2 separate regions of the Homo sapiens genome follow, and region 1 is linked to region 2. A link is an interaction called in ENCODE POLR2A ChIA-PET data of the cell type or tissue named here. Cell type or tissue: OCI-LY7. All regions are shown on one strand. Each heading gives the region's core, and the rest is flanking DNA. Links, peaks and the distances in the headings are about the cores only.

Region 1 (5,386 bases), core at 85-5,084, 57 kb after region 2:
CACTCTCCTTGTGTGAAGATCTACTCTCTCAGCAAATTTGAAGTATACGATACAGTATTAACTGTAGTCACTGTGCTGTACATTAGATGTCTGGAATGTAGTCACTCTATAAGCAAACATTCGTACCCTTTGACCAACATCTCCCAATTTTCAGTCAAGTTTAGCAGTTCTTTGTTGCATGATTTCTAGATTTTGAGTCACATTTGAAAAAGCTTTCTTCTTTTCCCCAGAAACCCATTGCTTGCTAAAAAAAAAAAAAAAAAGCCTTCTTATCTAGAGATCCAATGAGCAACAGGAGGACTCTAATTATAATATTATACTGTATACTGGAAACTTGCTAACAAACGAGATTTTAGGTGCTCTTACACACACACACACACACACACACACACACACACACACACAGAGAACTTGTGAAATAATGGCTATGCTAATTTGCTTGACTATAATAACTATTTCACTATGTATATCAAAACATCATGTACATCTTAAGTATATATGATAAAAATTAAAAAATAAAAAGGCCTTTTCCACTATGAATTTTATTTTTGAATTCTTTCACATTTAAAATCTCTCCCTCTTACAGTATTAATTACCTTGCCATTGTGTCTATTGTCATGAAGCTAGTTGCTATGTAAGTGATATGTGTGGACCCACTACGGCTCTTCGAAGTAACAGAAAATTAAATCTCATAACAGAAACATATCAGTGTGCCCAAGAAGGTCACGAAACATTTAAAGTACTACCTAGCAGATTGTTAACTGTGTAAATGTTGTTTTACGTAGTACAAGGTCTCCATTAGTTACTTTAAAAGAGATGTTTATATTACCACTTGAAAAATCTGTTCTGCATAATTTAAAGCTGAATGTAATTACACCTTTCAAAAGTAAACACGTTTGCAAAATCTCAGTGTTTCACATATTGGGTAAAATGATTCCTTTTTTTTTTTTGGAGACAGAGTCTCACTCTGTTGCCCAGGCTGGAGTGCAGTGGCGCAATCTCAGCTCACTGCAACTGCTGCCTCCCAGGTTCAAGTGATTTTCATGTCTCAGCCACCCGAGTAGCTGGGATTACAGGCGTGCACTACCACATCTGGCTAACTTTTTGTATTTTTAGTAGAGACAGGGTTTCACCATGTTGGCTAGGCTGGTCTTGAACTCTTGGCTTCAAGTGATCCACCCGCCTTGGCCTCCCAAAGTGCTGGGATTACAGGTGAGAGCCACTGCGCCCGGCCAAAATAATTCTTATTCATGTATTTTAGGATGCTTTTCCAAGTGAAGGAGGTCATTTTATAAGTTCAAATAATACAGAAGCTTTTTGGAACTTTTAACTCCACCAGTGTGGGAACGTGGAAAGGATTCCACAGAGGAAAGACAGAAAAGCTCAAAGATTTTGGGGCCAAATTCAGAATGAAAATTATTAATTTTCTCTGGCATTTTGATTACTTTTGCAGAAACGAATTAAGGACTTTGAAGTAATAGCAGATAATTCAACTGAGTGAAACATTTTGGTGTGTGTCCACTGAAGAGTAACCTTGATATCTACTGTGTCTTTCCTTAAAGTGTAGTGTAGGACAGACATGGAGTACGTATGGTAAGGACTTAAATAGGATTTCCACTGAAAGTTCAGTTTAACTACAGAAGTTAACTTAGAGATCATCTTTAGTCAATCTTCTCATTTTGTTGATTAAAACTCAAGAATCAAAAGATCAGATAACATGTAGACAATATTACTAGTGAATATCTTGTAAATGAAATATTTATGGATTCATAGAAGTGCATAAAATACATAAAATAAAAAGAAGAAATAAAAATGATTTAATCCATCATTCTTCCTAAGGGAAGGTAAAATGGGTTACCTTATAAAGAAAACATTTGATTACAGGTGGTGGCCCACGCCTGTAATCCCAACACTTTGGGAGGCAGAGGTGGGTGGATCACTTGAGATCAAGATTTTGAGACCAGCCTGGCCAACATGATGAAACACCATCTCTACCAAGAAATACCGGGTGTGGTGGTGTGCAACTGTAGTTCCAGCTGCTTGGAAAGCAGAGATGGGAGAATTGCTTGAACCCAGGAGGCAGATGCTGCAGTGAGCCGAGATCGTGCCACTGCACTCCAGCCTGGGCAACAGAGTGAGACTCTGTTTCAAAAAAATAAAAATAAATAAAACATTTGAAATAAAATTTCAATATAAAAAAATGTAAAGCCATCTTTGAAAGCTCAACTGAGTTATTTTAGAACAAACAAGAATGATTTTACTAGGTGAAGAGTAAGTACATGGAACGTATTTTTTTCAGAAAGTGCTCTCTGTTAAGTTTCAAAGAGATTAAGTTTACGAAGGATTATAATTTTCAAGAAAACCTAGGGCTTTCTGAGTACATTTTTGAGTTCTGAGTTTGACTTCATGGAAGTCAACCATGGCTTTCCAGATAACATTCTTGTCAGGAGAGTATAAGAGCCTGGTTTAATACAGTATGAGGTTTCCTAATGAAAGTCAGTTTCAATAGAAATAACATTATGTCCTTTCCAGTCATCTAAAACTGCCTTCCAGAGTATTTACCCTTAGAAATGAAAAACAAGTATCGGGAACAGTCAGAGATGCATGGAATTCTTTTGGCCCAGTGTCCAGATTATTAGAAAACCAATAAAGTCAATTGCCCATTTTGACTACTGGAATGGTATCAAGAAGCAAATTCAGGGAAATTCATCTTTGTGGGATTATTAAAAAAATAAAGTTTTGAGAGCCAGGGTGCTGTGGTAAGAACTAAAACTGATGAAAATATTTAAACACAAAAAAGACTGTTTAGAATTTGTCACTAAGTTTCATTATTTATATTGGTTGCTTTTCTTCTTAAAAAGAAAAAAAAAGGAAACTTCTCCACAAGTCATTGGCCCTAGGCTTTAAATTAAAGTGGCCCTTGGAGCTTAGGGGTTTTTAAAAACGCAAGTGAAGATTATTGAGCCACTGATTTCATGACTTGGGTTTTCTCTTTATCATTTGTTTATTAAATGGAGAGCAATGACAATTCAGGAAATTGAGGATAGATTGTGTGCTAAATACGAAAAAGGAAATAAGAGAGCAGAATTCTTCTGGGATGCATTCCTAGTTTTGTGTTTTTTTTTCCTCTCTCTCTCTTTTTTCCAACAGAGTTGAACCAGCTCCTGTGGCATGAGTCGCTTTAAATTCAAATTCTGGATGTTACTAAGCCAGACTTCCTTCTGTGAGAAAGATACTGTATATTTAAATAGACTTTTATATACCTGTTTATATACTTAAAGAAAACATTAAATTTTCTTTCAAAATTTTGTTCTAATGAATTGAAGTCTGCAGTAAATGAAATAGGTCTTCATTTAAAAAATAACTTAAAATTACCTTTTCCCCCTGCTTGCATTCCTGTCCCTGCTACCAAAATACATTAATATTGTATATATTCTATTGTAAATTGTATATTGGATACATACATTCGAAAAGTAATTTGGGAATAACATAATTTCTCTTTCTCCATGTTTGGGAACAAAATAAGAAATTCTAGTCACTATTTCTTAGGGTTGAGCAATGTGAGCTTTGGTAATTGGGTATTCTCTGTTTACTGGCTAGTGCTACTATTGGAATATAAACTCAAATAGCCTATACAGTCAGGAAAATGCTAAGGGAAGAGACAAAGACAGGGGTTCTCTGGTTGCAGTTGTATCTCTCTATCCCTTAGAAAGAAAAGATAAACTCAATTTGGCTGGCTTAACAATACATCCATAATATACTCATTCTTTCCTTCTCCTCCAAGCTAGAGATATAGAGAAGAATAAAAATATGTTTGTTTCGTTTTGTTTTTTCTTCTTGTGTGTTTAATAAAACCATCTCTGAGTTAATGTTGTGTATAATATCTCTTGAAAATCATTTAAATATTTGAGAAGTAGAATGGAGTAAGGACGTTGTATTAGTCTGTTTTCACACAGCTGATAAAGACATACCTGAGACTGGGTAATTTATAAAGGAAACAGGTTTAATGGGATCATAGTTCCACATGGCTGGGGAGGCCTCACAATTATGGCAGAAGGTGAGGGAGGAGCAAAGTCACGTCTTACATGGCAGCAGGCAAGAAGAAAATGAGAACCAAGCAAAAGGGGCTTCCCCTTACAAAACCATCAGATCTCATGAGACTTATTCACTACCACAAGAACAGTATGAGGGAAACTGCCCCCATGATTCAGTGATCTCCCACCAGGTCCCTCCCACAACTCATGGGAATTATGGGAGCTATAATTCAAGATGAGATTTGGGTGGGGACACAGCCAAATCATATCAGACCTTTTTATATTTGTTGATTGAGGACTGAAACCAGAGAGCTATCTTTCACCAGCATTACCTTGGTACAAATTTAAAAAGAGAGAAAAGGAAAAATATAATCCTTGATCTTAATTTGTCTTCCCACAAACTAGAGCAAAATAGTGAGATATTTCTAGGCTGAAACAAATATTCAGAATATAGCTGAATATAGGAAATCATAATATACCTTGAGGATAATTAGACTATTTCTTCTCAAGTTTGGATCTTTCACTTATTTTACTTACTCCCTGTCTCTCTCTGTAGTCTTTGGAGTGATATTTGTAAATTGTTCCTTGTCAGCATTTCAAGTCCCTTGGCATGTCGGAGAGACAGGCACATGTGAGTTTTGGACACTGCAAAGGTCACATTTGTGCTTTTTTTTTTTGACTCCTGGCAGTTAGAGAACAGGCCATCAGCTCAGGAATTCAGAGGCTCCTGGACTTGGAGAGACAGACGATGGGGTGGAGTCTGGCTACCTGGGCTTGCGTACCAGCTTCCCCACTTACCAGCTCTATAGCCTCAGGCAAGTACCCAGCCTCTGAGAGCCTCACTATCCCAACCTGTCAAACGGGATAATTACTTTCTTTTCTTTCTTTTTTTTTTTTTTTTTTAGATAGAGTCTTGCTCTGTCGCCCAGGCTGGACTGCAGTGGTGCGATCTCTGCTCACTGAACCTCCGCCTTCCAGGTTCAAGTGATTCTCTCACCTCAGTGTCCTGAGTAGCTGGGATTACAGGAACCTGCCACCACGCCCAGCTAATTTTTGTGTTTTTAGTAGGGACAGGGTTTCACCATGTTGGCCAGGCTGGTCTTGAACTCCTGACCTCAAGAGATCTGCCCACCTTGGCCTCCCAAAGTGCTGGGATTACAGGTGTGAGCCACTGTGCCTGGTCAAGGGACAATTAGCTTCTTCAGAGGGTTATCATGTGATAGAGTTTGGGTGTCCCCTCCAACTCTCATGTTGAGATGTAATTCCTAGTGTTGGAGGTGGGGCCTGGTGGGAGATGTTTGGGTCATAGGGGTGGATCTCTCATGGCTTGGTGCTGCCCTCACGATACTGAG
Region 2 (5,386 bases), core at 64-5,063:
TGCATGTGGTGCCAACTTATAATTATTCTCTTGTGACACTTCATGCTCCAAAAATATCAAGCCACTTGTAAGTTCTCAGTGGTACCATGCTCTCTGAACACCTTGTTTTTTACATGCTGTTTACCCAACTTGTATAGGTTCCAAACTCCTACTCTTCTAAGTCGAGGCAAAAACATCACTGCTTCTATAATTATTTCCCTGTCTCAAGATAAACTTGAGTTCCCTCTTTCCATGGTGTCATGGTATCTCATGTAGTACCTGTATCTATTTATCTCTCCTCTTCACCGTTAGACTGTAAACAATTTCAGGTCAAGAATATGAGAATTGGCTGGGCGTGGTGGCTCACGCCTATAATCCCAGCACTTTGGGAGGCTGAGGCAGGTGGATCACGTGAGGTCAAGAGTTTGAGACCAGCCTGGCCAACATGGCAAAACCCCGTCTCTACTGAAAATACAAAAATTAGCTGGGTGTGGTGGTGCGCACTTGTAATCCCAGCTACTACAGAGGCTGAGGCAGGAGAATTGCTTGAACATGGGAGGCGGAGGTTGCAGTGAGCTGAGATCATGTCACTGCACTCCAGCCTGGTCGACAGAGCAAGACTCTGTCTCAAGAAAAAAAAAAAAGAGAGAATATGAGAACTTTTGGAGGGGTCTCACTTTTTTTTTTTTTAAGTCAGAGTCTCTGTCACCCAGGCTAGAGTGCAGTGGCATGATCATAGGTCACTGCAGCATCAACCTCCCGGATTCAAGAGATCTTCCATCTCAGCCTCCTAAGTAGCTGGGACTACCAGTGTGCCCAGCTAATTTTTTAAATTTTTTTGTATTAATTCCAGCGTCCCACCATGCCCAGCTAATTTTTTAATTTTTTTGTATTAACAGGGGGTCTCACTATGTTGCCCAGGCTGGTCTCAAACTCCTGGCCTCAGGCAATCTGCCCTTGTGACCTCCCAAAGTGCTGGGATTACAGGTGTGAGCCATTGCACCCCTCCAGTCTCATGCTTTTCAGTGCTTTGAGCAGTTGTACTTGCTATGTGGTAAGAAGTCAGTGGTAAATATATAGTGAATGAGTGCAAATCAGACAATCAACAGTGATCAATAAATCCTCTACTAATTCAGAGCCTCTGTCATATCTTCCATATTAAAAAAAGAGGTGAGGCATGGTGGCTCATGCCTATAATCCCAGCACTTTGGGAGACCGAGGTGGGAGGATCACTTGAGGCCAGGAATTTGAGACCAGCCTGGACAACATAATGAGATACTGTAACTAGAAAAAATAAAAAATAACCAGCTGGGTGTGGTGGTGTAGGCCTGTAGTCCCAGCTACTTGGGAGGCTGAGGTGGGAGGATTGCTTGAGCCCAGGAGGTGGAGGCTGCAGTGAGCTGAGATCACACCACTGTACTCCAGCCTGGGCAATAGGGGTACTGCTAAGAGAGAGCCAATCCACTCTGCAGTACTTTGGAGAGACTCAAAATTTGCAGATATCAGGTATAGTGGATGATGCTTAAGTTAATGTAAGGAATAATAGACTTTTTTTTCATCTTAAAGGGGATGTTTCCCCCTCATCTGAAAGCTCTATATATGACCACCAACTGGTCTTAGTGAGTAAATTGAGTAAATCAGGTGTCTAAAAATGACCTAAAGAATTATTCCTGGCCGGGCATGGTGGCTCACACCTGTAATTTCAGCCCTTTGGGAGGCTGAGGCAGGCGGATCACCTGAGGTCAGGAGTTCGAGACCAGCCTGGTCAACATGGCAAAAACCGTTCGCTACTAAAAATATAAAAATTAGCTGGCTGTGGTGGTGCACACCTGTAATCCCAGCTACTTGGGCGGCTGAGGCAGGAGAATTGCTTGAACCCAGGAGACAGAGGTTGCAGTGAGCCAAGACAGTGCCACTGCACTCCAACCTGGGTGACAGTGCAAGACTCCGTCTCAAAAAAAAAAAGAACTATTGCTAATAAACTGAAGTAGGCTAGTATATTATGATTGTGGCTGTTATCTGCTATGAAATAAAGTCCCTCCCTTTCCCATCCCCATGTGTGCCTTGTTATAAACTTCTTCATTCTCTTTCCGCAATCACCAGCCAGAGACAGAAACTGACACTTCCTTTTTTGAAAGTGAAAAAGATGTATCAAGTGAAACTCTTTCTACTTTCACTCTTCAATGCCTTTTTGCCTTCCACTTAAGTATGAGCTACCAGAATCTAAATTTGATGAGTATGATTTCCCTGTAGTTAATACGGGGAGGAAGTTTAGAGTGGGGGGTAGAGAGCACATTGATACATTTACACAGTAATCAATCTGTTTGTTTGTTTTTTAATATATCCTCATTGAATATTGCTGTCCTCACTTGCTTTAGTAATTTACTGCTTGGGGTGGCCCCTGTCCAGTCTCTACTAGTGATTTATGGGCTCTTCATTCAGTCTCAGGTTTAAATTGTACTTAAATAACAACCACACACCTCGCCACTCTTGAGATCTGGATGTGTTCAAACTTCTCAACTCCTTCCTGTGGCCATGAGCTAGGTTTAATTATACTATATTTTCTCTTTTTTATTTTTTTCTGTGAGCAAATCTAGGAGGCTCTGACTCATTTCCTTGTCCCTGGAATCCCTTTTATATGTGGTTCAGCCTTCTTTTTCTGTTTCTAATTGTCTTAACCTTATCTGCCTTTTCTTTTTTCTCTGCTTTTCTTATGGGGTATAACTCAATTGTAACTGAGCAAATAAAAATTCAAATGTATTTGAATCTATTTGTGACCACTTATAATAATCAACTCATGAAGTATTGATATGAAGTATTGATATTTTCATTCACACTAGTAGTCTTCAAACACACGCTTACATACACACACACAGCAGTAAGGAAAGCTCAGTCCTTTCAATAAATGATGCGAGGTCAGTTGTAAAGCTATATGGAACAATAAAACTTTTCCTATACCTCCCATACTTCCCACCATTCAAAAAAACTAATTCCAGGTGAGTTGTAATTTATGAAAGAGAAAGCAGTAAAGCTCCTGGAAGATAAAATAGAAAAAATATTCATAACTTTGGATGTGGAAATATGTCTTAAACAGGACGTAGAAGGCCCTCTCAAAGAAAGTAATTGAGAAATTGTTAAATAAAAAATAAAAACAAATATTGGAGAGGAGACTGAGGGCAAAAATAAGGAAAAACTAAAAACAAAATTGAGAAATTATACTTCATTAACTTTCTGTTTTTCAACAAAACACAATTAAAGTTATGAAAAGGCAAACCAAGCAGTAGGAGAGGGTGTTTGCAATTGGTGTAATCGAGTAAATACTTATATTTATAATATACAAAGAACCTCTCTACAAATTAGACAACCTCATAGAAAGTGACCAAGAGACTTGAATGATAACTTAACGACCAATAAACGTTTGAAAGGGGGTCCAAATTCATTAGTCAAATTATAATGCAAATTATAATGGCAATGAGATACCACAACATGCCCAAGGGACAAAGTTTAAAGAGTAAACAATACCATTCTGGGTAAGGACAAGAAGAAATGAGAAATCTCATACACTGTGAGTGTAAACTGGTAGAACTATATCGGGAAACTTAGGCATTATCTGCGGAAGTTGAGTGTGTGCATACTCCACGACCCAGCAGCTTAACTCCCTCTACGTATGTATCTAACGGAAACGCATGCTCACATACACAAAAGACATATACAACAGCGGTCCTCAACCTTTTTAGCACCAGGGACCAGTTTAGTGGAAGACAATTTTTCCATGGACCTGGGAGATAGTGTGGCAGGGGATGGGTTCGGGATAAAACTGTTCCACCTCAGATCATCATTCTTATAAGGAGCATGCAACCTAGATCCCTCGCATGCACAGTTCACAGCAGGGTTCATGCTCCTGTAAGAAAGAATCGAATGCCTCTGCTGATCTGACAGGAGGCCGAGCTCAGGCAGTAATGCTCGTGTGCCTGCCACTCACCTCCTCCTGTGAAGCCTGGTTTCTTTTCTTTTCTTTTCTTTTTTTAAATGGAGTCTCACTCTGTTGCCCAGGCTGGAGTGCAGTGGCACTATCTCAGCTCACCACAACTTCTGCCTCCTGGGTTCAAGTGATTCTTTTGCCTCAGCCTCCCGAGTAGCTGGGATTACAGGCGCGTGCCACCACGCCTGGCTGATTTTTTTATTTTTAGTAGAGATGGATTTTCACTATGTTGGCCAGGCTGGTCTCGAACTCCTGATCTCGTGAACCGCCTGCCTCGGCCTCCCAAAGTGTTGGGATTACAGGCGTGAGCCACAGCGCCTGGCTGTGAAACCCAGTTTCTAACAGGCCATGGACAGGTACCAGTCTGCAGCCTGGGTGCTGGGGACCCCTGAGAATGTTCTGAACAGCATTACTCACAAGAACCAAAATCTAGGGACAAATACACATCTCCAGTAGAATCAGTAAACAAATTGCAATATATTTGTACCTTGGATCCTATATAATGAAAAGAGTCAATTACTGCTATATGCAAAACTAGGTTGGATCGCACAAACATGATGCATAGCATAAATACCAGGCATGAGATAACATGTACCATATGATTCTCTGTAAATAAAACTCAGAAACAGATAATAGAAAACCGAATAGTAGAATGTTTGGAGGAAGGGAGCATAGCATGATTGGTGGGGAGCATAGAGAAGGCTTCTGGGGTGCTGTCTGTGTTCTATGTCTTAAGCAGGTGATGGTGATTGAGGCTGTTCACTTTGAGACAACAGACTGAGCATTTACGATTTGTGCACTTTTCTCTATGTATGTCATACCATGTATGTTGTAGGAAAAAACTGTCTCAGAAAAAAGGTAAATGTATAAATATTGAAATGGGCATAAGGTGAGAGCAGTAGCAAGTTAAGGAAGACCCCACTGAGTTCTATACTGTTAGACTACCTAACATGCTTTAATAGATCCTACTGAAGGACAGAATTGGTCCTAAGGGTAGTGATATGATCTTGGGATAAGGTTCAAATAGTCATAGCTGGCTGGGTGCAGTGGCTTACACCTGTAATCCCAGAACTTTGGGAGGCTGAGGTGGGAGGATTGCTTGAGCTCAGGAGTTTGAGACCAGCCTGGGCAACGTAGCAAGACCTTGTCTGTACAAAATTTTTTTAAAATAGCCAGGCGTGGTGGCACATGCCTGTAGTTCGGGCACTTTGGGAGGCCGAGGCGGATCACCTGAGATCAGGAGTTCTAGACCAGCCTGGCCAATACGGCGAAACCCCATCTCTAGTAAAAATACAAAAATTAGCCGGGCATGGTGGCATGTGCCTGTAATCCCAGCTACTCGGAGACTGAGGCAGAGGTTGCAATGAGCCGAGATCGTCCCACTGCACTCCAGCCTGGGCAACAGAGTGAGATTCTGTCTCAAAA

The links. Peaks named below come from ENCODE experiments on the same cell type or tissue, not always from the same donor. Only the 100,000 strongest peaks of a DNase experiment are listed, where the experiment ranks them.
Region 1: POLR2A ChIA-PET joins it to region 2 with 5 read pairs; 2 of 35 experiments call an interaction of 5 or more read pairs at or near these places.

The regions. Positions count from the first base shown.
Region 1 is chr6:154,623,644-154,629,029 of GRCh38, reverse strand. No RefSeq gene overlaps it. Among named protein-coding and RNA genes, the nearest start is that of SCAF8, 110 kb to the left of the region's middle. In OCI-LY7, for the core only: no CTCF peak of the experiment used is centred there; no DNase peak of the experiment used is centred there.
Region 2 is chr6:154,681,053-154,686,438 of GRCh38, reverse strand. No RefSeq gene overlaps it. Among named protein-coding and RNA genes, the nearest start is that of SCAF8, 50 kb to the left of the region's middle. In OCI-LY7, for the core only: no CTCF peak of the experiment used is centred there; DNase peaks (open chromatin) are centred at 2,108 and 3,628; H3K4me3 peaks cover 1,507 bases; H3K27ac peaks cover 2,391 bases.